2 separate regions of the Mus musculus genome follow, and region 2 is linked to region 1. The links are chromatin loops, found by intact Hi-C in ENCODE. Cell type or tissue: gastrocnemius. All regions are shown on one strand. Each heading gives the region's core, and the rest is flanking DNA. Links, peaks and the distances in the headings are about the cores only. Region 1 overlaps Spdya (speedy/RINGO cell cycle regulator family, member A). Region 2 overlaps Wdr43 (WD repeat domain 43).

What was found. A loop is a pair of places that touch in the nucleus more often than their neighbours do. Peaks named below come from ENCODE experiments on the same cell type or tissue, not always from the same donor. Only the 100,000 strongest peaks of a DNase experiment are listed, where the experiment ranks them.
Region 2: a loop joins it to region 1, with 5 times the contacts of the local background. A loop is called at or near these places in 3 of 42 quality-filtered maps.

What each region holds. Positions count from the first base shown.
Region 1 is chr17:71,559,594-71,574,704 of GRCm38, reverse strand. It overlaps Spdya (speedy/RINGO cell cycle regulator family, member A), which reads right to left. Exons shown (of 7, transcript NM_029254.1): 4 at 12,117-12,202; 5 at 5,517-5,688. Trmt61b (tRNA methyltransferase 61B) reads left to right here. Exons shown (of 6, transcript NR_027952.1): 4 at 4,813-4,948; 5 at 6,035-6,095. It also overlaps the pseudogene Gm18140. Among named protein-coding and RNA genes, the nearest start is that of Spdya, 15 kb to the right of the region's middle. In gastrocnemius, for the core only: no CTCF peak of the experiment used is centred there; no DNase peak of the experiment used is centred there.
Region 2 is chr17:71,652,018-71,667,128 of GRCm38, reverse strand. It overlaps Wdr43 (WD repeat domain 43), which reads right to left. Exons shown (of 18, transcript NM_175639.1): 15 at 14,235-14,348; 16 at 13,607-13,676; 17 at 9,739-9,788; 18 at 8,098-9,653. The coding sequence ends at 9,468. Among named protein-coding and RNA genes, the nearest start is that of Togaram2, 14 kb to the left of the region's middle. In gastrocnemius, for the core only: no CTCF peak of the experiment used is centred there; a DNase peak (open chromatin) is centred at 9,390.

The DNA of each region.
Region 1 (15,111 bases), core at 5,904-8,403:
ATGGCCTATGTAGTAAATAAGTTCCTGAACAGCCAAGGCTATGTAGAGAGACCCTATCTAAATTAGAAAAAAAAAAAAAGAAAGAAGGAAAAGAAAAAGCAACAAATCACAAAACTCAGTATTACCTAAAAAGGGAGCATATGTTCTTTAACAATAGTAACAGAAAGACAAGTCATGATTTAATGATACTTTTTTTAAATCTGAGAAATAGAATAGTTATGCTTTTTAATTCCCCAGATAAGATACAAATGAATTTTCTAAGTTACTATTGAAAAGTTTATATGGAAGCTAGATATCAGAGAAAACAGAACAGTGAGAAGTCATTACATATGCAGCCAGTCAAGATGTGGCTCTGGTACTTCTTTGGGTGGGCTTAAGTAAATCCTAATATCCTTGGGTCCATGGTCTCATCAGCTATAAAGGAAAAATGCCTCCATCCTCAGAGACATCTTTGTGAGGATAAGCAATGCATATTGAGTCATAATATAGTCTTAGTTCCTTTTCTATTGCTGGAATAAAACATTATGAACAAGACAACTCATAAAGTGTTCAATTGGGGGCCCACAGTTGCAGAGGGACAGAGTCCATGACCATCATGGCCACAGGCAGACAAGAAAGATACTAGAGCAGGAACTAGGAGCTCATACGTTGATCCACTAACACGAGGCAGTGAGGGTGAACTGGAAATAGCACTGGGTTTTGAAACCTCAATGACGTACCAGTGACACACCTCCTCCAACAAGACCACACTTCCTAATCCTTCCAAAACATTTCCTCTAACTGGAGACTAATGCTCAAACTTAAACGCCTATAGGAGCCATACTAATTCAAATACTATAAATTTGAATACCACAAATACGTATTACTATTATAAGCACATTGGTAGCTACTATTCCACTTTAACTTAATTAGAATATAAGGCTAAAGATTATTTTGACTGACAGTATGCTAGTACCAGGATTTCGGTAACAAATGTTTAGGATGCCTAATTTCTAACAACATATCTTACTACTTAGCCTCAAAGTATTCAAACCTATGTGGATTCAAGCCAGACAAAATTCCAGCACTCAGAGGTAAACACAAAGTCCCACCTCAAACCAAGAGGATCCTTGTAGTTGATGCTTACTGGGAAAGAGGGGGTCATTTTTCTCCAGTTGAATGTCACTGGGTGTATCAGCCACAGTTAGGGCTGCCGTAGAGAGTGACCAGTGTGCTGGGCAGTGGTGACGCACGCCTTTAATCCCAGCACTTGGGAAGCAGAGGCAGGCGGATTTCTGAGTTGGAAGCCAGCCTGGTCTACAGAGTGAGTTCCAGGACAGCCAGGGTTACAGAGAAACCCTGTCTCGAAACCAACCCCCCCAAAAAAATAAATAAATAAAAGAGAGAGAAAGACCAGTGGAAAGATCCCCATGCCTACAAAAAGAAAGAAAAAAGAGGAAAGAATGAAAGAAAAAGCCAGGAGTAGTGGTTCATGCCTTTAATCCCAGCAGAGGCAGGCAGTTCTCTGTGAGTTTGAGGCCAGCCTGGTCTACAAAAGAGAGTTACAGGACAGCCAGGGATACACAGAGAAAGCCTATCTTGAAAAACAAAAAACAAAAAGATCCCCATGCTTTCCATTAAGAATGGCAAGTGCAAAGATCCTACACTGTGAATATGCCTGGCTCAGTTGAGAGCAGTAAGGAGGCTGGTGTAGCTGGAAGACTGCATACAATGGGTTAGAAAAGAGCACAATGAAGAAGCAAGTGAGAAAGGAGGTACAGACGGCAAGGCCAATGTTGTCTTATACCCTATAAAAGGTGGGAAGCTACTGAGAGCTTGGGGTGGGGACTAGAGAGATGGACCAGTGTTTAAGAGCACTGAACTGATTTTCCAGGAGTACTCAGTTTTATTCCCAGCACCCACCTGATGGCTTGCAACAGTCTACAACTCTAGTTCCAGGAGTTCTGATGCTCTGTTCTAGGGTCTGTGGGCACCAGGTACGTATGTAAAATACCTATACAAATACAACTTAAAAAAGAATTTACTGTATGGAGGCTTAACAAATGATGACTTTCACAGTTATATAAAGAGCAGCCTATAGGAGAGAAGATTATGAAACTCTGTTGCTTTTGTTTTAAGGAACTAGGGATTGAACCCAAGGCTGTGTGTATGCTTGGCAAACACTCTACCACTAAGGTACATTCTATGTTCAGAAAACACTGTTTGCAAAGTTATGACAATTAAGGCAACCAGTGATAAATAGTGGTAGAAATGCTAGAAATAGTAGGATGCTAGAGTTTTTAAATGTAAATTTTATTTTTTGTGTGTAAGGGTGTTTGGCTGCATGTGTGCCTGCACCACTTGTATGTCTAGTGTCTGGTGCCCACATAGGTCAGAAAGGGGCATCAGATCCCCAGAAACCGGAGTTACAGACAGTTGTGAGAAGCCATGAAATTGAACTAGGAGCCTCTGGAAGAGCAGACCTGCTTTTAGCCATTTAGCCATCTCTCTAGCCTCCTGAATAGTTTTGAAAGCAAGGATATAAGGGGGAAGAAAAAGCCAAAGATACAGTTTTGTGACATGAGCAATTAGAAGGATGGAGCTGCTCTTTACTAATATATAGAAGAGTGTAAAAAAGCAAGTTTGTTGGTTTGTGTATAGGAATCAGGAATAGACTTTTACACATGCCAAGTTTAAGGGTTCAGTCGGACAATGGGATAAACAAGCAATCTGATATGCAGATCTGCACTTAGAAGATACCTTTAGATCTCTATGTTCAAGTCTTCTGAAAATATTTTTATGTGCATGAGCACATGCCTCTAGGGGCCACTCTTAGGAGTTAGATTCCTAGGAGTTAGAGTTGCAGGTGGTTGTGAGCTGCCAGATATGGGTGTTAGGAACTGAACTCTGGTCTTCTGGATGACTAGCAAGTGGTTTTAAAGTGCTAAGCCGTCTCTCCAGTCCCTCATAGTTAATGTGTTGAAGATGAACAAGATCATTACTAAGTTAATTCCAGTCAAGGCAAGAAAAGCTCTCAGGACTGAGCTCTCAGACACCTTAATAAGGCTAGCGAGATGAAAGGGGGCTGACAATACGTGGGGAGACCCTCAATCCCAATACTCACTGAAGCACATGAAGGCACAGTAGCAGAGAACTAAGTGTGCCAAAGGCTGCTAAGGCGAGGACTGAGAACTAAAGCTAGTCTATGCTTTGGCAACATAAAGCTATCAGGAGGCTTTGACAACGTTCTGTTGAACAGTGGAGAAGAGGCTTTACCTAACAGTTCTAAAGAGAATGGAAGAGAAGGGAACAGAAGCAGAGTAGCATGCACTTGGAGAAAACTAGAGTGTTTAAATAGAGCCCTCTGTCATTCTCAGAGTTGGCAAGTGGCTATGTAACTGCCATTTATTTCTTCTTGAGACAGGGTCACACTATATAGTCCAAGTTGACCTTGAACTTTAGATCCCTCTGCCTCAGTCGCCTGAGTACTGAGATTACAGGAAAGGACTACAACATTGACCCAAGTAGAGACATATCAAAGGCACACAAGCAGTAGAGAGAGCCATAACTTACAAGGTTCTTTCAATATCATGTAACTGGATTGAGTTCAGTTTGAATGACAGTACATTAATTTTAGAGTCCTTGTATAGGCAACTTTTATCTTTTCCCATTGAATTTAACTTTGTATAGTCTTGGCCTGCTATATAGTCTTTCTTTTATTTTCTGCCCTCTGTTATTTCTGAATCCTTGCAGTTCCTCCAAGAGTCAATAATCCGAATTTAAATATGCATAATTGTATCTTCTCTTATTAACAATTATAATTAACAACACTAATTCTGGGGAAAATTCTGTGACATGCAGCTAAAGTCTTTACTCAAGTTCAAAATCAGTTCATCAGTTTGGGCTCCTTTGTTCTATGGTTATTTAGCTGGGTAGGATTTAATTACAGAATTATCTAGTTTACATTTCTCAAAGTTCTGAAACAGTAATACAAGAGTTGACAATAGTTGTTGCTTTCACTTGATTTTACTCTATAACTTTTGTTGTCTAAAATACTAATAAAAACATTTGGTTAAAATAACTTACTTATAAATAAAAGTATCTTAATAAACTCTGACATTAAGAAAACAATGTGCTGGGCATGAAGGTACATACCTTTAGTCCCATGTATTGGGAGACAAAGACACTATGATCTTTGTGAGCTAGCCTAGTCTACATAGACAGTTCTAGGATAGCCAGGGCTATAGAGGCCCTGTCTCAAATAAAATTTAAAAAAATTAAATTTTAAAAAAGAAAACAATGCATTTTTAAAACTTTTATCTGCATTTATTTTATGCTAAATTTATTCCCATGCCATAAGTTTTTGTTGCTTCAGTTTCTTCTGGGATATCTTTTTCTTTTTGTGCACCCTCCTCTTCTGGCTTTGAGACAATTTGTTCCTTTCAGTGAGGATCATCTCATCAAGGCAGGGAAAGCTCACGTATCCAGCCATAAGCTCTGGGAGTTTGTCCACACCTTAGGTGCTTTGTTCACAGTGTATGCTCAACGACTGGAGAATCTACATCTAAATCCTTAAGTTCAGCATTACTCTATGGACTTTTAAGCATGTGCAGCAAAAATTCAGCACTCATTTTTGACCAACGACCCTGTGTCCAGCACTACTGTTTAGCCTGGGCACACCTACCAACTCTACCATTTATACTGCTTCTTTAAAGTAACATCTTTCAGATACTTGGTTACTTTTCAGGTATGATACCCTTGATGGCCTGGGCAGTTTAATGGATGTTCTTAGAGTGAGGAAGATTTGACCTCTTGATTTGCATGATTTTGTAGGGTTTCTGGATTAAGAGAGTAGCAGACCATCCTCAGAAGTCTCTGGCCGCTTACAGGAAGAGGAAGTGGGAGGATTACTGGGAGAATTCATGAGACCTCAACTTCTCGCAAAAGAATATATTCTTTGAGAAAAGAGGTATGGATTTTAGACATACTTAAATTTATTTAATTTATATAACCATGCTGTTGGCGTCAATGTTGAAAACTTGAAAATTCAAATACTTTAGTGATTATTATTCAACTCTTGTTTTATAATAATAAGATGCTTTAGTATATCCACAAACATTTTACCAGGATACTGGTGATCTTTTAGATGGGAGGAGGGGGACAGTACAATAAGAATAATATAGAAGTAGTCTGTTCTGAAAAATGGATATTACAATTTTGAATAAATGTGATAAAATTCAAACAGAAACAAAATATAAAAGTTGCAGTCATAATAATGACCGAGGCTAGTGATCTCCATACATAAAGACAGACATAGATCATTAAAAACTAAGTAGGAGGTCATAGTGTCATGATATACTTTTATCCTAAAACTGAAGGGAACAGAATAGGACTATGAGTTCCAAGGCAGGCTGGGATAATTGCAGGAATCTATCTCCAAATAAGGAAGAAAAAAAACAAAACCAAACTAAAATAAATAAATCAAGGAAAATTATATAAACGACGATAGATTATAAAAAGTGATTTTAAACACTCACCTCTTCACAGCATCGCCTGCTTACAATAGCCCTATAGTCAATTCTGTCCCAGAGTTGGTCCCTTAACTTTAAGAAATTAGGGAACAGTTTTCTCCAGTTTTTCCCTAAAGCCCATGGAAAAATTTCATACTTGGCTTCTTCTTCATCTTCTTCAACCGTATTAGCCAGATACCTAACAAATTGGATCAACAATCCAAAACAGATATGGGTAAGGGCAAGAACAATAGATAATAATAATAAAAAAGAAAGACTTACCAATACATAAAGGATACTCATATCTAAAATGCGTAACAGAAGCAGTGATACAATGAATTGTATACCTTGTTGCACCTTCTAGGTGTCTCTGTAATCCTATAAATTTTGAACTTTGTTCTGGGATGCAAGTAAGTTACATTGAAACAATCTCTCTTGAGGTATTTCTGACTTTGTAGATGAATCTGTAAACAGTGTTCAATCTGGACCTAGTTAGCTCCTTCCCAAATCAAGACTTTTCTAGACTATTTTTCTTACTATTCCAGGAACTGTGGCTTTTTTACCCTGGCTGAGAACCGTTTATAATTATAGATGAATGACTGTAAGGTAGGTATTCTCTTTTTTTAAACTTTCTTTGGGCTATCTTCAAACAGCTCCCTCATACACATTTGGAAGTCAGTATTTTGCCAAATACTTGAGGGGAACCAGACATAAAAAGCAGCAGAAAAACACAAACCATGAGGAGAATAATCAATCAAAGCCAACCCACAACTGATACATAGGAGGACACCAAAACATTTATAACTTTTTAATATAATAATTTATCCTTATTTTATGTTTGTTAGTGTTTTGCCTGCATGTGTGTGTTTGAGGATGTCAGATCTACTGGAACTGGAGTTACAGACACATGTGAGCTGTCATGTGGGTGCTGGGAACTGAACTCAGGATCTCTGGAAGAGCAGCCTGTGCTCTTAACCACTGAGCCATCTCTCCACCCACTTACTATAACTATCCTTTATACTCAAAAATGTAGATAAATTGATACTGTCCTTGTAGTTGAATAATAAATGAATAAGAAACAAGAAACCACACGAAAATTATATGATGGCACACCATAGCTGAATTGCTCAAAAATATTGATAAAAATCTTTAAAAGCAGTCAGAAAAGAAAGACATATTAAGCTAGTGTGTTGGCACACATCTCTAATCCCAGGACTTGAGGAGTCCAGACAGTGGAATCATGAGTTCAAAGCTATCCTTAGCTATATAGTGAGTTTGATTCCAGACTGAGGCACATGAGACTCTGTTCCACAAAACAAAAATGAGGCAAGATATTAATACATGAATAAAGTTAATAATGGAAGAGATTCCCAATCAGAAACAGTTCAGGCTCCATAAGTCACTTTTACAACAAAAACATTCCAAACACACACACACACACACACACAAACAAACAAACAAAAAAAAAACCAAGACAACATGAGCAGAGCAGAACCCAAAATTTAAACAGAATACAAAAATAACAGTCTATGGGCTGGAGAGATGGCTCCATGGTGAAGAGTGATTGCTGCTCTTGCAAAGGACCTGGCTTCAGTTCCCAGTACCCATATCTGGCACCTCATACCTCTAACTCCAACCCAGAGAATCTCACACCCTCTTCAAACCTTTCCAGCCACCAGCCTGTAAATGGTACATATAAACTCACACATATACATATTCACATACTCAAATAAAGATAACTAATATGTTTGTAAAATAAGGTAATTTAAAAAAAAAGAAGGCTAGGCAAGGTGGCACACTCCTTTAATCCCAGCACTTGGGAGGCAGAGGCAGGCGGATTTCTGAGTTCCAGGCCAGCCTGATCTACAGAGTGAGTTCCAGAACAGCCAGGGCCATACAGGGAAACCCTGTCTTAAAAAAAAAACAGGTAATAAATATATATGAAAAATTAAAAATAGTATACATAAAATACATAACAAATAGAAAAATCAAATTCGTAATAGTAGATAAATTTAAGAAATATCCAAAATGTAGCTCAGAGAAACAAATATACAAAATGTGTAACATCATGGTGGTTGCCACTACATTGAGTACTATCAACTATCTATGTGAATCTAACTGCTTCTTTTGTATCCTCCAGGCAAAAGGCTAGAAACAGTCATTGTTGCCTGTGTCAGATCCTGAGTAGCATGAAGCTTATATATGGTTCAAAGTTTCCCATTGAAGATACACAAGCCACAAGCTACCCTGCAGCAGTGACACCAAACAATAATGTAGTTCCTTAACTCAGGCCATGACTACAAGATCCTTCATATATACTGCCACTGTACCACTAACCTGGGAGCTCTTTATCTTCCCCTCCTCCGAATCCTATGTCTACTCTCCTGTTCAGAAGGAATGTGAGCATTCAGGGGCAGAGGGCAAGGGCTCTACCTTCACTCCTTGAGCCCACCCAGTAATACCTTTCCTTCATGTCCTTGATGCCCAGGGTGCAGACATTGTACAAAGGTTTCTTTCTTGTTCTTTTTGTTTGTTTGTTAGACAAGGTCTCACTATGATGTCTTGGATACCTGGAACCTGCTGTGTGGACTAGGATGGCTCAAACTCACAGAGACTGAGTGCTGGGCTTAAGTCACGTGCCTGTGCATCTGGTGGGTGTGTGGGGTGGGCTAAGACAGGATCTTTCTACAAAGCTCAAGCTAGCCTGGAATTCCCTGTGTAGTCCAAGCTACATCTAGGGTCATTCTACCTCAGCCTTCTGCATACTGAGAGTGTTACAGGAATGGGCTATCGAGTGTGTAAATTCCTAGACAGAAACACCTACACACATTAAAATCTGTCAGTGTTTGGGCAAAATAACTCCAAATTATTAAACAGATTTGGAAAGCAGAATGCAGCATATAACAGCATATTTAATGGATTTCAATGGAAGCTAACAGAGGAGATAGGGAAAACTTGAAGGATAGTAGCTAGAATTTTCTAAGGGTTCTTTGTTGAAAGGTATCTTTAAGTCAAGGAAGTTCATCTAATTCCAAGTAGGTTCTAACAACATTTTTTAAAAGGCTTAAAGTTAGATAGAAAGGAAGGCTAAAGATCTCAAGCATATTAGGCAAGTGTTTTACCACCAACTAAATTCCATTCCTCTTTTTACCTTTTCTTTTAAGGAAAGATCTTTCTAAGTTGCTTTGGCTGGACTTGAACTCATTCGATAACTAGGTAAAGGAGAAAGAGCATGTAACTAATAAATGCAGGAGAGGATGTGGGAGGATGAAGGAGTACTGCTGGCATGGTCGCAATGCCTGTCACCTCGGCATTGGCAGGAAGGAGGATCAGGTCAAGATCATCCTTGGCTACACAGGGAGTTTGGGGCCAGCCTAGGCTACAAATACTTGTCTCAAAAGATTTTAAAAAACAACAAGAAGAAGAAATTCAGGTGTTACAAGAATACTGAAAGAAAAAATTACATGACTATATAGAAAGAAATTGTGAGCTTTAGAACTGTGGCTAAGAGAGGCTTAATGAAAAGAGATACTGAGTCTACATATGATTAGACACAGGATGGAAATTATAATTCAGGTTACCTAAAATATAATATAATACAATATGCAATGCAGTCTTCAAAGATAACTACACAGTAAAAGCTAAATAGCACATTAATGGCTATAACCACAAAACAATTGAAACAAATCCAATTTCATACTTCTACATGGATTTACACTAAAGCCATTTTTGGCTTGTCTTTAATTCTTAGGTGGAGAAAAACTACAGAATAGTATGGTATTGAATATGGTACAATATTGAAACATATAAATGGAAAATTAACAGCATTAAGGCTGAGTTTTGCTCTTGAGAATATCATACATGCATTTCTATATCATACATGCATTTGCATCTCTGCTTTTTTTTCTTGCTCAGGCTGGCCTCAAACGCACGCTCCCATCTCAGCTTCCTACATGTTGGGAGTATAGGTGTATACCACAATAGCTGGCCTCCTTAATAATTTCCCTGACCTTCAAAGTGCTTTATTGTCTATAAAGTCAAAGTATTTCCTTGTCTATAAAACAGGAATTAGAAATGTATTTCACAGCCGGGCGTGGTGACGCACACCTTTAATCCCAGCACTCAGGCAGAGGCAGGCAGATTTCTGAGTTCGAGGCCAGCCTGGTCTACAGAGTGAGTTCCAGGACAGCCAGGGCTACACAGAGAAACCCTGTCTCGAAAAAAACCAAAAAAAAAAAAAAAAGAGAGAGAGAGAGAGAGAGAGAGAGAGAGAGAGAGAGAAAAGAAATGTATTTCATAAGAAGCCTAAATGTGCTGGGCTGAGGTGGTGCATGACTTTAAGCACTCTGGAGGCAGAGGCAGGTGGATCTCTGTGGGTTTGAGGCCAGCCTGGTCTACAGGAGTTCTAGGATAGCCAGAGCTACACACAGAGAAACCCTTTCTTGAAGAAACAAAAAACAAAACCCAAGAAAACTAAAAGTATAAGTATATAAGATGTGGTGATTTATACATACCATTCAGAATTAGCTATTACTATTAAATTCTTCCAGTTTACCAATCATCACCAGATGTTAAATTCAGCTCATTTTTCCTATGTTCTGGAAAATGTCTCTCTAATTAATCATAGATCAAGCTCTTCTGGCCTAATTTCTTTACCAATTCTGATTCTGAATTAAATAGATGTTGAGTTAAATAAAACTTATTTCTCAATGCTGACAGCTATTGTGATACTCCAATATCGTTTTATTTATTCATTTTTATGCATTTGAGTGTCATGCCTGCATGTATATCTGTGAACCATATGTGTGCCTAGTGCCCACAGAGGCCAGAAGAGGCCATCAGATTCACTGGATTTGATGGTTGTGCTGGGAATTGAACCCCAGTCCTCTAGAAGAGCAGCCATCTTAAAATGGTTGAGCCAATCTCTCCAGTCCCCAATACTGCAATGCTTTTATACAGTTCCCTAATTTAACATTTAAAATTATGTACATACATTCTAGCTGCATCGTTGTATCCAAGTATAGGGTAGAAAAAGGATATTCTTTGTCTTTTTCATTTTTGGTTTGGGAGGGGGGGTTGCTAGTAACTGAACCCAAGGCTTCATGTATATAAGGGAAGCACTCTACTTCCTGGCACACCACAAGTTCCAAAATGTACTCTTAAATTTAAGCTTTCCCCTTATAAAAAACCAAAACAAAACAAAAACAGTGCTGAATGAAGCCAGGCAGTGGTGGTGCACATCTTTAATCCCAGCACTCGGCAGGCAGAGGCAGGTAGATCTCTGAAGTTAAGGCCAGCCTGGTCTAGAGAACAGGTCCTAAGACAGCCAGGTCTATACAAAGAAACCCTGTTTTGGGGTGGGAGGGGGGCAGTGCTGAGGAGTGACCCCAGAGCTTACTGCATACTAGGCAAGAATTCCATCACCAAGTTTTATCTCCAGCTCTGAAATTATATTTTTCCTAACTAAATTATGCCTATAAATTAGAGAAGCACATTATTAGAAACAATTTAACAGATAGCAAAGCTAAGACTAATTAATGTGATATCAACAGAAAATCTGGAATATAAACAATATTCAGTGTTTGATGACACCATCAGTGAACATGGAAGTATTAAGTATGCACAACTCCTTTTAGATACAGACTACAAAGAACATATGCAAAATATTTTCCACAAAGGCTCACATTATAAAAGTAAGATGATGGTTTTATTACATACTAACTGGCAATTTAAAGGAAAATAGTTGGAGCTGGAGAGATGGCTCAGTGGTTAAGAGCACCCTCTGCTCTTCCAGAGGTCCTGAGTTCAATCCCAGCAACCACATGGTGACTCACAACCATCTGTAATGAGATCTGATGCCCTCTTCTGGTGTGTCAAAAGACAGCTATAGTGTATTCATATAAATAAAATAAATAAATCTTTTTTGTTTTGTTTTGTTTTTTTCCAGACAGGGTTTCCCTGTGTAGCCCTGGCTGCCCTGGAACTCACTTTGTAGACCAGGCTGTCCTGGAACTCAGAAATTCGCCTACCTCTGCCTCCCAAGTGCTGGGATCAAAGGCATGCACCACCACGCCCAGCTAATAAATCTTTTTTTTTTTTTTTAAAGAGAATAATCTGTTGCTGGATGTGGTGGCACACACCATTAATCAGCACTCAGGAAGTAGAAGTAGTGGATCTCTGTGAGTTCAAGGCCAGCCTGGACTACAGAGTGAGTTCCAGGACAGCCAGGGCTACAATGAGAGATCATTAAAAAAAAAAAAAAAGAAACAAAACAAAAATCCCAATGTGTGTGTGCATGTGCTTGTGTGTGTGAGAGAAAGAGAGACAGACAGACAGAGACAGAAAGAGACAGAGAAAGTGTGTGTGTTGGAGGAATTTATATGAGAGCACTGTAAAAAATGTAAAAGACACATTGTAACCTGAAGTGGGAACAACAAATCTTTGGCATGTAATGTAAGGCCAATGAAAAGAACATAAAACTATCCTATTAAAGTGAAAAATACATAATTTTCCCACACAAGATGGCCTATTAACAATAGCCATAAAATTTTAACATTTCTGCTTTAAATTACAAGTCACATATATTAAAATGACCAATAAAACTCATTTAGTAGAAAACATACTTACAGAGCAATAAAGAAATTTATCCTGGTATGCTCATTTATAGTAAATTTAGCTCTCTTGAAATAAACAAAGGTCATAGCCAAAAGATACTACAAGGAAAAGTTAGAAATTAGTATTAATGGTTTGCTTTCTCTAATATCACTGCTATAAAATAGTTGACTTTAACCCTTAAATATTTATCTGTATACAGTCACCTGAGTACTTATTTTTTGGTCCCCAGAGTTAATCCACTTGAATCGTTTGAGCTGCCAATAATTACAGTTACCAATAATTTATTATGTTTAGCTAAGAGGATTTCTAATTTATTTTTATAGCTGGTGCATTTTAAAACTAAAACTCCATTTTTTTTTCTATCTTAAATTTCAAACTTATAAAGAAGTTGAAATAGTTCAGTGAGTAGCCAAACATCTTTTTTGATTTTTGTTGTTGTTGTTGTTGTTGTTTTGTTTTTGTAGCCAAACATCTTTCATGGAAATTCACCAATAGTTTTAAAACTGTATAGCAAGGCCTAATTTTCACTGAGAAAACACATTTTAAATGTCTTATTACAAAGACACACAATTAGCTTATTAGAATATATGCCAAGATGATCTAATGGTTCAAATTTGAAACAAGTTACAAAATGAATATTGTTTTTCTCTCTCATACTTATTCACTATCTTGATGATTCCAGGGCTTCCCTTCATTTCTGAGTAAAGGATTTTTGAAATAATATAGTCAAGAATTCTGGGTTAGTTACTTTTCAAACACTGCCCCCTGCTGTACACCAACATTAAAGCACTTAAACTGTACTGTTTGCCACTGTACTGTTTACTCAGTTCTAAAGAAACTGAGTATTTGATTATATAATTACTGTTTATTTGAAAAGTGATACTTTGGGGCTGGAGAGATGGCTCAGTAGTTAAGAGCACTGACTGCTATTGCAGAGGTCCTGAGTTCAATTCCCAGAAACCACATGGTGGCTCACAGCTATCTGCAATGAAGACTGATGCTCTCTTCTGGGGTGTCTGAAGAGAGCAATGGTGAATACATAAAATAAAAAAAAAAATTTAAAGAAAAGTGATACTTTGATTGTTTTAAAAATTTACATTTTTGGAGATATAGTTTTACACTTACTTATATATCTTTATTTATGTATGTATGTTATATGTCAGGTGTGGAGATCAGAGAACAATGGAAGCCTGTTCCCTTCTTCCCTTCCACATGTGAAACCTGGGATCATCTTATTCATCGGCTTTACCAGCCAATGCAGTTGTATGTATCCCACCAGCACCAAATTATCAAATGTTATGATAAGACATTAGCATGCTTCAGCTTTACCTCAAAATAATTTACATTCCAGAGAAGAAACAAGAATAGTCACATTGATTATTTTTAAGAGCCACATGGAAGGTCTTTGTTTTTATTATACGTTGTATGTACTTTAATTTTCCTAAATTAGTTTCCAGAGGCTGCAGAGATGCCTAAGTCACTAACAGCACTATTCTTCCAGAGAACACAAAGTTTGATTCCTAGCACCCAAATGGTGGCTCATAACTATCTATTGCCCTAGTTTTTGGGAATTTAATACTCTTTTAGTTTTCTTTCTTAATTAATTTATTTATTTATTGTCCTCAAACACCAGAAGAGGGCATCAGAACCCATTACAAATGGTTATGAGCTGAGAATTGAACTCAAGACCTCTGGGGTTTTTTTTTGTTTGGCTGTTTGGTTGGGTGTTTTGTTTGTTTGTTTTTGTTTTTTGTTTTTTGTTTTTTGTTTTTGAGACAGGGTTTCTCTGTGTAGCCCTGGCTGTCCTGGAACTCACTCTGTAGACCAGGCTGGCCTCGCACTCAGAAATCTGCCTGCCTCTGCCTCCCAAGTGCTGGGATTAAAGGCGTGCGCCACCACTGCCTGGTTAACTCAGGACCTCTGGAAGAGCAGTCAGTGATCTTAAGCACTGAGCCTTCTGTCCAGCCCCAGATTTTGGTTTTTATTTATGTCTATGTGGGGGGGGGGAGATGTGTGCACATGAGTGTAGAAGCCTGAGGAAGCCGGAAGTCATCAGCTGTGAAGCTGGAGTTATAGGCAGCTCTGAGTTATTTGATATGGGTACTGGAAACTGAACTCAGGTCCTCTGGAAGAATAGGAAGTGCTCTTAACCATATTCTCCAGCCTCCCAAATTAAAAAAAAATAAACATTTTTATCTTTGTCACATTTATGAAATAGCCTTCATTTTGACATTTACTATGAAATCACAAGCTATTCTTCTGAACATTCCTTTATTTTTATTTTAACTGTTACTGAACTTGATATATGACTGCCCATTATCTAAATAGGTATCTACAAAAATAAAATGACAACTATTCAGCAGACTCAAAAACATAGAAACAAATATTGAAATATGTCCACAAAAAAGCATTTATCATCACTATTCCTAATATATTAGGCAGTTTATGGGGTTTGATATCTAACAGAGAACATGCTAAACTAATTTTATCCTGTAAGATTACCAGGAAGAGGATAATGAGTGACAAGTCTGAATAAAAATAAAGTAGATGGGCATCATGGCACATTCCTTTAATTCCATCACTCTGGAGGCAGAGGCAGGTAAGTATCTTCCAGTTCAAGTCTACAAGAAAAGTATTAAACCAGCCAGTGTTAAATAGTTAAACCAGGGGAAAAAAGAATAATAATACACATGGATCAAGATGTCACAATGACGGGCGTGGTGGCACACGCCTTTAATCCCAGCACTCGGGAGGCAGAGGCAGGCAGATTTCTGAGTTTGAGGCCAGCCTGGTCTACAAAGTGAGTTCCAGGACAGCCAGGGCTACACAGAGAAACCCTGTCTCGAAAAAACAAAAACAAAAAACCAAAATGTCACAATGAAATTCATTTCTTTGTATACTAACCCGAAATAGGATGATCCATATTTTTAAAATATTTTAAATTACGTGTGTGTGTGTGTGTGTGTGTGTGTGTGTGTGTGTGTGTAAATATGCCCCCTAGGATCTG
Region 2 (15,111 bases), core at 8,199-10,698, 90 kb before region 1:
GAGTACAACCAAAAATAAATTTATTATTCTGTTCAAATACAAATATTGGACCGCTTAAGACTACAAGAAAAATCATATTCACTGGAAAATGTTCACATTTGTCTATGTTCTCTCTCTGTGTATGTCTCTGTCTCTGTCTCTATCTCTGTCTCTCTCTCTCTCTCCCTCTCTCTCTCTCTCTCAACCAGAAACAACCTCACCATGCCCCTTAAGTCACTGCCAGAAGCCAGGGAAGGAGGCCACCAAAGAGAAGTATGCTAAAGATGTCCCCTACCAATCCAGTTTTTAATGCTATAAACAACCATCAACACAAGAGTCTATTGGAGCGGTTTCAAGTCCCTCCCCAGAGTGACTGACCAACCCTTCTGAGCTCTCGGGTTCCTGGAGATGATGCTACCGGGGTTCCTTTCTGAGCTGCTGGTCCCCAGGGGATAAGGCCCTCAGCCCAGGCTCCCTTGGAAAGAGACAGTGAGTGAGGATGGCAAACACACACACACACACACACACACACACACACACACACACACACACACACACACACATATACCTTCCAGGAGAAGACAAGCCAGGACTGGCCAGAGGGAGAGCACCCCAATAGCTTTAGGCAATGGCTCGATTTGATGTGAAAGAGGAGAAAAGACTCTTGTTTCTCACTGTTCTCCTGGGTGACCGTAACCACGGGTATAAATCAATTTTTGAAACCTGTCAGGTGCCAGTTGGATATAAGAAGCATCCTTTCTTGGAACCACGGCCAGACAGGCAGAGAGAGAAACACAGCAGCCCAGAAAATGGACCCCGAGGCATGAAAACAAAATGAACCTTCTGTCTTTATAACTTACCCATCGTGAGGGACTGTGTTACAAGCAAACAGATGATGACAGCAGCCAAGTGTAGACTTTGTTATATTTATTTATTTAAGGAGAAGCCCGGGAGTGAGGGAGGAACAATGTTAGAATTAGAAAGCTAGGCATGGCTGCATACATCTGTAGAACAAGTACCTGAAAGGCTGAGTACAGGAGGATTCCTTGAGCACAGGGCAACCTAGGCAACAGAGGCCCTGTCTCAAAAAAAACAAATAACAATGACCAATAATATTTATAATAATAATAACAGCCTACACATAAAATCAAGGAAACAAACCTTTAAAATGCACAGGGCTGGGGCTGGAGAGATGGCACTGATTGCTCTTCCAGAGGTCCTGAGTTCAATTCCCAGCAACCACATGGTGGCTCACAACCATCTGTTATGGGATTCGATGCCCTCTTCTGGTGTGTCTGAAGACAGCTACAGTGTACTCACATATATATGATAAATAATTCTTTTTTAAAAAATGTACAGGATTTGGGGTGGTGCTGCAAACATGGCCTAATGGTTGAGAACACACACTGCTCCTACGGAGGATCTGAGTTTGTGGCCAGCACCACGTTAGGCTGCTCACATCCATCTGAACTCCAGCTCCAGGTGATCTGACACATCTCATCTCACAGGGTACCTGTACTCACGTGCACAGAGCCACACGCAGACACCCAATGTAAGAATAATAAAAATAAATCCTTTCTAAATGAATTCAAATGTCTTTGGGACAGGAAGAAGAATCAGTCATGGACCTCTAGTGGCTCTGTCGCCTTGGACTAGCCTGGTCTCTGTGCAGTGCTGGTTCCCAGACACGTCACAAACTGCTTGAGCTCCTTCCAGAGCCTCTGTCCATCCAGACTTCCACTTGTAGATGGAAAAAAATGGCACTCATCGAAGGTAAACAGCTTGCCCAAGGACACAGAGGGAGGGCTAGGCCTGACCGGGACACCCTAGAGCTTTCAACATGCTCAGCTCCTTCACAGGAAAAGACCAGGTCAGGCCAGGCCCAAGTGTGCTGGAGCCAGCAGAGGAAAGAGCTACCAAATTTTAATGTATACCACTTCTCCTCCTCCTCCTCCTCCTCCTCCTCTTCTTCTCTTCTTCTCTTCTTCTTCCTCCTCCTCCTCCTCCTCCTCTTCTTCTCTTCTTCTTCTCTTCTTCTCTTCTTCTTCCTCCTCCTCCTTCTTCTTCTCTTCTTCTCGTCTCTTCTTCTTCTCTTCTTCTCTTCTTCTTCTTCTTCTTCTTCTTCTTCTTCTTCTTCTTCTTCTTCTTCTTCTTCTTCTCCTCCTCCTCCTCCTCCTCCTCCTCCTCCTCTTCTCTTCTTCTTCTCTTCTTCTTCTCTTCTTCCTCCTCCTCCTCCTTCTTCTTCTCTTCTTCTCTTTTCTTTTCTTCTTCTTCTTCTCCTCCTCCTCCTCCTCTTTTCTTCTTTTCCTCCTCCTCTTCTTCCTCCTCCTCTTCTCCTTTTTCTCCTTCTCCTTCTTCTTCATAGCAGAATGTTTGTCCTTGTGTTGCTTTTCAAAAAAAATTAAAGCTCTAAATAGATTTTTCCCCGTTTTTGGGGGGAAAAAAAAAAAGGTTATCTGGTTTTGCCCATTCACTTAAACAATGGGCAAAACTTAAACTTGGCTTTTAAAAACAAGCCAGCCACTCACAAGGCAGAGGGAGGCAAATCTGTGGGTTTGAAGCCAGCCTGGTCCACAAAGCAAGTCCCAGGCCAGCCAAGGTTATATAGTGAGATGTTGCCTGAAGTAAATAAATAAATAAATAAATAAATAAATAAATAAATAAATAAGAGAGAGAGAGGAAGGAAGGAAGGAAGGAAGGAAGGAAGGAAGGAAGGAAGGAAGGAAGGAAGGAAGGAAGGAAGACAGACCGGGAGCTAAAAAGATGACTCAGCAGTTATAAGTCCTTTCTACCAGTACTTCCTGCCTCCTCCCTGCCCCCCTGCCCCCCAGGACTGGAACTCTGTTCCCATCAACCATGTTGGGCAGCTCACAATTGCCTGTAAGTCCATCTTCAGGGGAGCTGACACCCTGTTCTGGGCTCTGTGGGCACCTGCATACACATGGCAGACACACACACAGAGATGCACAGTCACATACATAAATAAGATTAAATTTTAAAAAAGACCCACAAAGCAAGTATACAGAGCCTGGTGATGCACTGTTGTAATTCCAGCACAAGGAGACAGAGGCAGGAGGATCGGGAGTGAGCTCATTTGAGAGTCTTGAGACTAGCTTGGGCTATGTAAGACTTTGCCTCAACAAGAAAAGACCTAAGTGCCTTGTGAACCTAAAAATGCAGGGCAAGTTTCTACAAATGAGTGCCTTTTTCTTATAAACATGTCTGCTTGCAGACCCAAAGACTTTAAACCCAAAAGAAATATAGTTTTGTAATGGAGGCGATTTCTCAGTCCATATTTACAAACACCTCTGAAACGCAGTGCTGTCCTGTGAAACTCATGAGGCACCATATGCAGCAGAGCTGGGTGGATTGCAGGAGGAGGGCCCTCATGTGACAGGACTGTCTGGCCCCTGGATTTATCTGCACACAGTCACAAGAGAAGTCTGGAAGAACACGTGCGATTACACTGGTTTTGCTTACTTCAGGATCAAAATTATTGGTAAGCTATTTCCACCGGTATATATAACCCTGGCTGTCCTGTGGTTTGTGGTATAGACCAAAATAACCTCGAACTTAAAGATCCACCTGCCTCTGACTTTCTTTTTTTTTAAGATTTACTTATTTATTTTATGTATATGAGTATACTAAAGCTGTACAGATGGTTGTGAACCACCATGTGGTTGCTGGGAATTGAACTCAGGACCTCTGGAAGAGTAGTCAGTGGTCTTAACTGCTGAGCCATCTCTCCAGCCCTGACTCTGACTTTCAAGTGCTGAGATTAAAAGTATGCCGGACTTATTCTTTTCACTTTTCCATATACTTGAAGTTTTCAAAAGTTTGGAGGGTGAAAAACAAAACTGCCGCTGAGTGAATGTGAGCAAGTCCATGCGGAGAAAAACTGTAGGTTGCTGCACAGCGCAAGGCGGTCCTCCTTATGGACATGAGGGGAAACACGCAGTCTCCAGCACTTAACTGTTACACAGTACAAGTCGCCTATGCTGCTTCTGCCAAGCTCCGGGTTTGCTCAGGCTGGTACACTGAGCATGTGTCCCGGCCCAGGACGTGAGAATATCAGCTTGGCCAGGTTGGGGGGGGGGGGGGGGTTAAGGGGGCGTTTCCCACTTCAGAGGAGCTGGAGAGAACTGGAAGCCGCAACCGGAAGACTCTGTGTCCTCCAAACTGGGATATATTCCAGCAAAGAAAGAGCTGGAAGCACCTCGGAGATTCCCGAAGACTGAACGGAGAACGTTGACAGGTTCGCTGGCGAGCATTCTCATGCAGCCCCACTTCCTGCCGGGGATGGTGCGCTGAGTTTCCCGGAGCAAGACTGACACCTTGTGGTTCACTTTGATTTTGACGATTTACACTTGGACCCCAAAAAGAAACCAAGACAACCCGACAGAACTAGGGAAGCCCTGGAAAAGTCCCATTGGCGCAATTCCACCATGTTCACGAAACTTGAGCAGCACACAAGAATAGACTACAAAATCCACAGCCAAGATGTCCACTGGAAGAAGGAGCCCCGGGTCCTGAGAACAGCCATGCTCTCTCTACCTCACCCATTTGGTTTCTTGCAAGCTGAAATCTCTTGGTTAACCGAGTCGAAGACCTCAATTCTAAGGAGTTTTAGTTGCAGGTTTCTAGAATGCATCTATCAAGCAACTATTTGTCCTGCCTTTCCTGTGAATATCACTCATTCATGAGGTAAGAGCTGGCAGGCTCTGGTCATCTGTTCCAAGGTAATTAACTACCCAAGTCTACGGAGGTGGAAGCAACAGGCATGATCTTTCCAAAGTTAAAAAAAAAAGGGCTGGAGAGATGGCTCAGTGGTTGAGCGTTGGCTGCTCTTCCAGACAGCTGTCTGAACCTCCAGTTTCAGATCTGACTCCCTCACATAGATATACACAAAGACAATGCAGACACAACAATGCACATAAAATAAATGATTAAAATAATAATCTTTCTTTTCTAAATAAAGAGAAATGTATTCAGTTATAATATTCCGAGAAATAAATTCTCATAAACCTATTGGCTGGCCAAAGAGCAAATCAAATTTCCATAGGACTTATGTTTAACTTGTGGTCAGGAGGGTTTGCCGTGCGAAACTTGACCTGAAATCTGTAAAGCCAAATGAGAGGCAACAAGATAGATTTATGGAAATCTCAAGTACCATAGCCTGTACCCGGAATCCTACCCATCTGCAAATGTTATCATCTTTATCAAATCTGCTGCACTTAGAGTCACCTGGGAGACACTCTGGGCGTGGCTGTGAGCATGTTTTCAAAGAGGATTAACTGAGGAGGAATATCTCTCCTTGGTTACCACCATCCCATGAGCTGAAGCCCCAAACCCAAGGAACAGGAAAAGATACAAGAAGTGAATGAACACTAGCAGTCATCTCTTCCCACTTCCCGGAAGTGAGCACGGTGTGACCAGCTGCCTCATTCCTGCTGCCGGGTTTTCTGCGCCATGATGGGCTACATACCCTCAAAACCTTAAGTCAAAACAAGCCACGTTTTCTGAAGTCAAGCATCCAATTCAGCATCCTAGAAAGATGCTGGCACAGCACCTACACTGGATCATGAGGGCCCAGGAAATGTCCTTATTTTACCAGGACACTAAAAGCAGTCTATATATCATTGATCAGGAAATGTTCCAACAGTCTGAAACTCCAGGGTGGGACAGCGTCTTAGGGTTTTACTGCTGTGAACAGACACCATGACCAATTCTTATAAGGAGAACATTTAGTTGGGGCTGGCTTACAGGTTCAGAGGTTCAGTCCATAATCATCAAGGCAGGAGCATGGTAGCATCCAGGCAGGCATGGTGCAGGAAGAGCAGAGAATTCTACATCATCATCTGAAGGCTGCTAGAAGACTGGCTTCCAGGCAGCTAAGAAGAGGGTCTCAAAGCCCAAGCCCACAGTAACACACTTCCTCCAATGAGGCCACACCTCCTAAGAGTGCCACTCCCTGGGCCAAGAATATTCAAACCATCACTGACAGGGATTTGTATTGGAGTCCCCACACCATGAACTGATCTGGACACAGTTGAACACTGCAAAGTAGTTTTGTTCCTAAGTTAGTTAGTCCTCCAAAGTACATTGCCTAAAAAAGCTAGACCACAGACAGCTATAAACAGTACGATACCATCTATGTGGAGAAAAAGAACCCAATTGCATCTCACCAGCACAATTGCATCTGTCTGTAGATCCACGGAAGAACTGCTACCTCTGCACACAGTTGGAAGAGGATTCGGGGTGGTGGGCAGCAGGGCACTGGCCTAAGCCACAGCCTCATCTTCTCTTTAGAGCAGTGGCTCTCAAACATAATGCTGCAAACCTTTAACACAATTCCTCATGTTGTAATATTATTTTTGTTGCTACTTTGTAACTGGAATTTTGCTACTGTTATGAATTATAATGGAGATATGTTTTTTTTCCAATGGCCTCAGCCAATCCCCATGAAAGGGTCATGACCAACATGTTGAGAACCACTGCTTTAATGGTATGCATTCCACATCACTTGCCTGTAAGCCTATCAGCTGAGTTTGAGCTCACAGATCTGCCCACCTGTTGTCCTCTGACTACACACGACATGAGATGCAAGTGTATGAGTGTGTGCATATACACACACATACATGCTCACACAAAGAGGAGAAAATTTTCTACCATTATACAATGGTTACTGCTGTTACAGCTTTGTCTTCCTCTAGTAATCTTGGTATTTTCCAAAGTCTCTTCAATAATGTCACACTATCAGAATATAGGTTTTTTTTTATTTTACATTTTTAAAATTATAATTTAATTACATTTCTCCCTTAAACCCACCCCGCTCTTTTTCAGATTCATGGCCTCTTTTTCTGAATGTTCTTGCAAGCATACATGTACACACACACACACACACACACACACACACACACACACACACACCTACCTCCCTGACAAACCATGGGCTCAATATTCTAACAAATGTCTGAGGTGACTAACTCCCAAACCTGTGGCAAAATACCTACCTTTTCAACCAAGAAAACTGCAGACAAAGGGCCCAGGAGCCTTTAAGGACACTAAGAATGGGGGAGGGGTTGGGGTGCAGGGGGTGGGGGCTGTGGCACAACACCCTAGTCTCTAAGGCCTCAGCCTGTAGAGATACTTATCCAACCTTGACAAGCAGATGTTGGGCTAGAGGTTGCCACCATTCATCAATATATAATCATGCGCCCAGATAATCAGCAGCAGGATGGACAGTGAGTCACGTGAATAATGTAGTGTGGCATGCTGGGAAATGGCCTTCACAGGAATCATGTTAACTTCACACACCTACTTAATTTCCAAACCTTCAGCATTAAAAACTCAAAACCCCAAACCAGAAGCCTTAACATCTACTCACATAAACGCGTCCCATATTCAGTAACTGTCTATATCTAAGGCATCCGTCACACAAGCCCAGGATTTCTGGGACTGTATTCACAATTTATGTGAACTCACCTAATATCAAAAATAACACACAAGCGGAGGGAGAATATTCTAGGTTAAGAATTACCATGAAAACCAACTATGACATGTGATCATGGACAGTGGTTGCAGGCTTCAAAGTTTCCAACAATAAAGTAGGAAGATGGAAGACAACCAGACAACCAAAGCTCATTCTCAGCTGGCCTGGCACAACGACAGACTAAGTGCAACTCTTACCACAGATAGATTAGATAAGATAGATAGATAGATAGATAGATAGATAGATAGATAGATAGATAGATAGATAGAAACAGACAGACAGACAGACAGTGTGGATCTTATCAGACATTTCTAAACCAAAAACTTCCTTTGTTGTCTCCTCATACCTAATTAGACATAAATGCTTCCTGTTTGCCTAGAACCTTGACATATAAAGTTGCAACCCAACCAGCAGAGACTAAAAAAAAAATAAAATAACCACCTGTCACTGGAGTGAGATTTAAAACAAGATGCCTATTGCTCTACTGTTGCGAACTTGATAACACAGCAAGCCTTCAAAGTATTTCCCTGTGAATTCTAGGCGTGAAACCACCTTAAAACCCTTCACACCATAGGCCTAAGCCCAAACACACACCTGTGCACTCTATATACACCACGAGACACGCGCTGGGTAAAGATGAGTATTTATTCACTTTACAAAGAGAATGGTATTAAATTGCCATAAACAGCTCCATTTATAGACAAATAACAACTGTACATCAGTCGCTCCAGCAGCTTGCCCAACATGCCCTTCCCGCTTCGGCTGGGCAGCCTGCTCTGCCCCGGTGGAAGTCCTCCCAGAGAGCATTCTTACAGTCACGGGTGGGAAAGACACGCATCTGCTTAGTCCTGCAGAAGGGAGCTCTCCGTCTGCATCCCTTGCTGAACACCAAGTTAAGTTAGTACTGGCCCACTCCTTAGAAACAAGACAAATTACTGGTAATTTGAAAAAGCTGTGTAGCACACCAAAATACTTATTTATACATACATAAAAAATCTTGAGTCAGATTTATCATTTTGAAAGATAAACAGATACCCTAGCCCTGCCAAGAGTGGGCAATGAAAAGGAACGAAAACGTTAAATTATTGAATTATAAAAATAGTTTCTTTGGAAAAAAATTCCAGTAATGTTATTATTAATATCTAAAACCAAAGAGAAAAAATAAACAATTGTTCTCTGATCCATTAGCAATTTAAATAAAAATGGAAACCTCTTCAAAAGCAGCTAGGACTGAAGGGTTACAGTCGCACGATGAGCAGGTCTCATCTGTACACTGATGAGTCTCTACACTCTGCAGACAAGAAACCCCTTAGTATGGCTGAAGCTTTGCTTCTTTAATTACCATTATTTTGTTTTGTTTAAAAAAATATCTCACATGACGCTTTAAAAAATAAGTGGTTATTTGGGGAAGCACTCCAACCACCCAACTGGATCTGAGTCAGACCAGCATTGAGTGGACACTGGGATTTTATTTCTGTAAATCACAACCATTTTCACTTTAACTTAGTTATTCCTTCATGAAAACGTGTCAAATTAGACGTGCCGGATTAAGAACAATTCATTAGTGCCGCTTGCATTTTGGACTGGATGAAAGATACCAACCTGAGATGAGAACCGACTCCTTTACAGCATTCAGTTCCTTACCCCTATGGTATGTCTGTATTCACCTAAATCAGTTTCCAACAGAACCAATCATACCAGAGTATTATATTAGAAAAATATACCATATATTGGACACTCATGTCAGTACATTGCAGAAAGTGTGTCTATTTACTGTGTAAAGTTTATTAACATTTGAATGAAACACTCTTATTTACACAGTTAAAGTCTGGGGCACTCAGGACAGGAAGGAAGTGTGGGAATTGCCTGTCAACTTGGAAGCATATGGTGGCCTCTTGTTTTCTGGCACAGGGCAAGCCTCCCTGGGAGGATGCTATAGGCAGCACTGGGCAAGGCAAGCCAGGCCTCTCGTGTGACTGGCTGGCTGCATCTGTCTTCATTCTTCTTCACTCTCGTTTTCAGGATCTAAATCCGAATCTCCATTTAATTCTTTTTCACTTGACACTTCTCTGTCCTCCTCATTCTCTTCTTTGTCTTCCATGTCCTCATCTTCCTCCTCATTGTCTTCATCAACGCCCTCATCTTTTTCACTGTCTTTGTCTTCATCTTCGTCCCAATTATCCTGGTGGAAATAGCAAAGAAAGGAATTTGTGAAGCTCCCTGACAGTGAGGATAGAAAAACAGACGGAGCAGAAGACATCACTCACATCAGAATCCTTCTCTGGAACCTCATCGTCAGACTCCTCCTCAGAAGACTCTGGAAGACAACAGCAGAACAGTGCTGAGACCAAGTGTGCACTGGTCAGTGAGTAGCTCTCTTGCTGTCTGCGCGGTTACATCAGGACACTGTGTGGCCCAGACGGTCCTGGGGCTTGCAGTCAGTCGCCCTGCTTCAGCCACCTAGGCTGAGATTACAGGTATAGGGCATACATGTTCTAAGTTCAGCTTCTAACGTTACTATGACTCTCAACCCCCTTGTTTTTTCTGAGGCAGGGTTTCTCTGTATAGCTCTGCCTGTCCTAAAATTCACTCTGTAGACCAGGCTGACTTCAAACTCAGAGATCCGCCTTCCTCTGCCTCCTTAGTGCTGGGGTTAAAGGCGTGCACCACCACCACCTGGCTTATTACTCCTGTTTTTAAAATTTATCTTTATTTTAAAATAAAACAAAATGTGCGTGCATTTGTGTAGATGCCTTAAAGAGTAGCTGCCAGCAGAAACACGAGGGTACCAGGGAGCTGAGTTTACAAGAATCTAATGGGGATGCTGGGAATGAACACACTCTTTACCCCTGAGCCATCTCTAGCCATAACATTAATATGTATATGCACAGAAACATTATTTCAAGTATCAACAGCCTATACAATCTCACCTTAAAATATTCAATCATTTTTGGACCACCAAGTAGACAGTGGGTGTGTAAATATTCTACATAAAAAAATGACGGGCTATATATCTATCTAAAACAACTGCTTCTGCTGCACGGTTTGTGACCTGTAACAACAACAAAAGTACTATATACAGGAAAACAACCTGTTGTTAATTGAACAGTTTTGAGAAATGAAACATTCTAGATTGTTACCTAAGCACCTGGGAAATGCAGGGAGGAACAAGCTGAATGGGCTCTTGTTTAAGGCAGCACAAAGATGAAAAACCACCTGCAGGGTGGACTGGAAACCTGACTCAGCCTCCCTCATCAAGTTCAAAAGATTTTCAGCATTTTCAGGATAAACTGAAGTACTTCAGTGGCTAAAGGACATTTTCTTTTCTTTCTTTTAATTATTTTCTTTATTTATTATTATATGTAAGTACATTGTAGCTGTTTTCAGACAATCCATAAGAGGACATCAGATCTCATTTCGGATGGTTGTGAGCCACCATGTGGTTGCTGGGATTTGAACTCAGGACCTTCAGAAGAGCAGTTAGTGCTCTTAACTGCTGAGCCATCTCTCCAGCCCCCTAAAGGACATTTTCTACTCTTCCAGAGGTCCTGAGTTCAATTCCCAGAAACCACATGGTGACTCACAACCATCTGTAATGTGACTTGATGCCCTCTTCTAGCATGCAGATGTATATGCAGAAACAGCATTCATATACATAACATAAATAAAATTTAAAAAACAAACAAAATCCACAACCATACACAGAAGCAGTCTATGGAGTTAAATGGTGTCTCTTCAGTAAGTCTCCACCACTAGGACCTGAAAGACTTTTACAAGCCAGGTTTAATGCCAGGTCAAGGCTCGAGTCTGGTATGAATAAGCAGAAACACTTTATACTTAATAAGGTTTTTTGTTTGTTTGTTTGTTTGTTTGTTTGTTTGTTTTAAAAAAGGAAAGAAAAGAGTAAACTGGCACAGGATAAAGTTAAGGCTCCATTCCCAGTACCAACATGACAGCTTACATACATACATACATACATACGTGCATACATACTTGAATAAATTAATCTAAAAACAACTAAGGAAGTAGCCAGGCATGGTAGTGCATGCCTCTAATCCCAGCACTTGGGAGACAGTGGGAGGCAGATCTCCGGGTCAAGCCATGGCTCTAAAATGAAACACTGTTTTTCTTTTTCTTTAAGGCAGTTGATACCTAAAAATTGTATTCCTACACTTGATCTTAAATATCCTGACCATGTTTATTTATTCTAAAGAAAATAAGTTCTATAAGCCACTGTATGCCCACACACATGCTGCTGCTCAGTAATGAGAGACACTGTGGTCATGAGTTATGTGTGTGTCTCCACCTGGGGCTCTTGCTAGTATATCATGTGCGTATTACATGATGCTGTGCTGGGGGAATAAACCATCCCCACTAATGAAGAACTGTTCTGTTTGTAATTGTTACAGTATTCTATAAATAAGACTATAATGGTCAAATCAATGCAACTCTTCTTACTCGAGTATTTTAAAGCCCGTTTTCTCCAGCCTTAATATACTCATTTGCAAAGCTGAGGATCCCCCAATGATTTTATTTATGAGTTAAGTATCATAATGAGATATTTATCTCATTAAAAATTAAAATCCAATTTTTAAATGTGAAAATATATAATGCAATTACAAATATTGCTGTCCACCTGATATATATTTTAATGAAAAATGTTTTCAAAGGGGGGCCTCTTGGTGGTGCTTCACTTTTTTATTTTACTTTTTTACACAAACTTCTTGCGGCTGCTTCCTCCTTCACCTTTTGAAATTCAGTGCGCCATTTAAATTTTCTTAAGAAAACCTAGCTCCAAGCAGTAAGAATCCAGAGAACATCAGACCATACCAGCCCATGGGGCCCTGCAAGCATGCCCGAGCTGCGCTGACATCACGTCAGGCACTTGCTTCAACTCCTAGAAGCACCCAAATCAAAGTGGGTGCAGGGACATTCCATTACAAAGGACACACAGACACGCACGGTCCCCATGAGCTCCCACCAACCTAACTCTGACATTTACAACATGTCACTGTATGAAGTGCTACCCAAGGACGCAGTCACTATACTTTTACACTTAGGAGGCTTTTAAAAGGCATGAAAAGTAAAGTGTCCAGTGTGACACAGCAGCCTTCTGCACCTCCTGAATGGTCAGTGTTCGAAGCACTTCCTGCTAGGCTGTTGCCTCTGACACAGCCTGTCATGGACGCTGCCTGCCAACAGCCCACAGCCCACAGTTCTATAGGTCAGGGCTAAGTCACACTTCTACCCCTGCTCACCTACAACACAAGTACTGTGATCATCTTGACTCACTTAAGCAAGCAAAATATTAAAGTATTTTAGAAGTTACTAACAACTTTAAAATACAGGGAAAATTACTGGAATATAGAGGAATATTTTTTTCTATAAACATTCTACTTCACGTTTAGACAGTTTCTAGTATTCCTAGTTTTGACTGCTGCTATAAGGTTTTTCTCTAAAAACTTTCTATGAAGTTACTGGGATATAATAATCCTTTTTGCTGGTCTTGGTGTTTAGAACACTTGCTGATTTGTGTATCACCTATTAACAACAGCTGACTGAAGATTCTGTGTCTGAAGACAGATACAGTGTACTCATATACATTAAAAAAAAAAAAAAAAAAAAAAAAAAAAACCACAGTCAGCTATTGGATGGATCACACGGCCCCCAATGGAGGAGCTAGAGAAATTACCCAAAGAGCTAAAGGGATCTGCAACCCTATAGGTGGAACAACAATATGAACTAAGTAGTACCCCGGAGCTCTTGACTCTAGCTGCATATGTATCAAAAGATGGCCTAGTCGGCCATCACTGCAAAGAGAGGCCCATTGGTCATGCAAACTTTATATGCTCCAGTACAGGGGAACGCCAGGGCCAAAAAGTGGGAGTGGGTGGGTAGGGGAGTGGGAGGGGGTGGGTATGGGGGACCTTTGAGATAGCATTGAAAATGTAAACGAGGAAAATACCTAATTAAAAAAAAAAACCCATAACAAAGCCTATCACTGCAACCACCACCCTAAAACATTAATTGTAGAAACAACTGTCCACGCCATTTCTAGAAAGGGAGGGGAAGCACAGACTGAGAGGAAACCAAGGCCACCAGCCACCAGCCACCAGCCTCTAGGCCAACCTTTACCTTCTTCATACACCAATTTTGCCTTCTGTCCGGGAGAGGTCATTTTTTTCGATTTTTCTGATGCTGTAACCTGAAAGAAGCAATTACAAAGCAATTACAAGCTTCTTCCAAGTATAGACATTAACACACCTACTTTATCCTCCCCAACTGGCCTCTTCCATAGGAATGAAGGACCCAAAACAATCTGGAACAAACATGAGACAAATATAAAAGGGAAAGTGTGACTCTGTAAGTGTTCAGAAACTGGGCAGTGGTTAGACTATCTTACTGCACACTGTTAACTAGAAACCCTGTGACTCACTGCTCACGGTAAGCTCAGCTAAACGCACAATGCTGAGTCTGGGCATGTAGCTCAGTTGATGAGTGCTCGCCTGGGCTTTGTGCAGGCCTGCAGCTGGAGGTAGAGGCAGGAGTAAAATCTCAGCTACAGAGGCTCACAGCCAGCCTGGGGAAGAAGGAATGAAAAAGAGGCAGGGTGTGGACTGTCTGTCACTCAGGTAACTCCCGAGTTCAAGCTGGGACTCTGACTTGCCAACTTCTTACTGAACTCGGTCTCTCACTACTTGGGTAACTCTTCATTGTCCTCACCACCCCCAGGTGGGAACCCCAAACCATCTGATTTGCTCACTTGCGTGACGAGAAGAATGAGTTTTCCATGCAGGTTTGAGAGTTTCTGGAAAGTTTTGACTCTGCTTTCCATCAGCTGGTAGAGTGTTCCCAGCTGCTCTACTAGGTCAGGCAACTAGGAGAAGACAGACAGACAAATAAGCACTTGGCATCATCAGCACATTCTAAAGAGGACACAGGAGCCAGCCCTACACAAGCAGGTGTCACAAGTTCTAGCAACAGAGGGTTTGGACACAGCCCAGCAACAACAAACTTTCAAAGAAAGCCCTTGGTCTATCCTGGCAAGAAAATCAACTCAAAACACACAAAACATTAGGTAGAGCAGGTGGCAGCATGAAATCTCATACATTGTTCAATTATTTCAGATAAGGTCAACAGAGGATAGATATAAAAAATACTTCACTACACATCCCTTAAGGGCCTTTCCTGACTCTTGCTCGGTCGGAACCCAGCGCATCATCTACGCTTGCCATAGGCTCTGAAGAGCCAGGCACTCCTCCTAGCTGTCAGGACAGAGCCATGGAGGACAAGGTGAACCTCACATACCACACTGCACACACCACTCCTATTAATGAATCCCATCAATCACACTGAAGAATTCAACAGGAATCCTGTAGATGGGAAAGGATGCTATACTTTGCCCTTTAAATTAGCCTTTCCTGGCCTTATTTCTGACATTTGAACACAAAACCATTACTGCTTGTTCCCCCTGTTCCAGCATTCTGTCAGCACTCATCCCAGACTTACAATAGAATGTGTGCCTGTTTGGAAGCACTGTAGGAAAGGAGCCTAAGGTACAATAAAATAAAGGAGCCTAAGGTACAATAAGCAGGCAGGACATTAATGAGACTATACAGGGAGAGGCAAGCTGAGCTGCA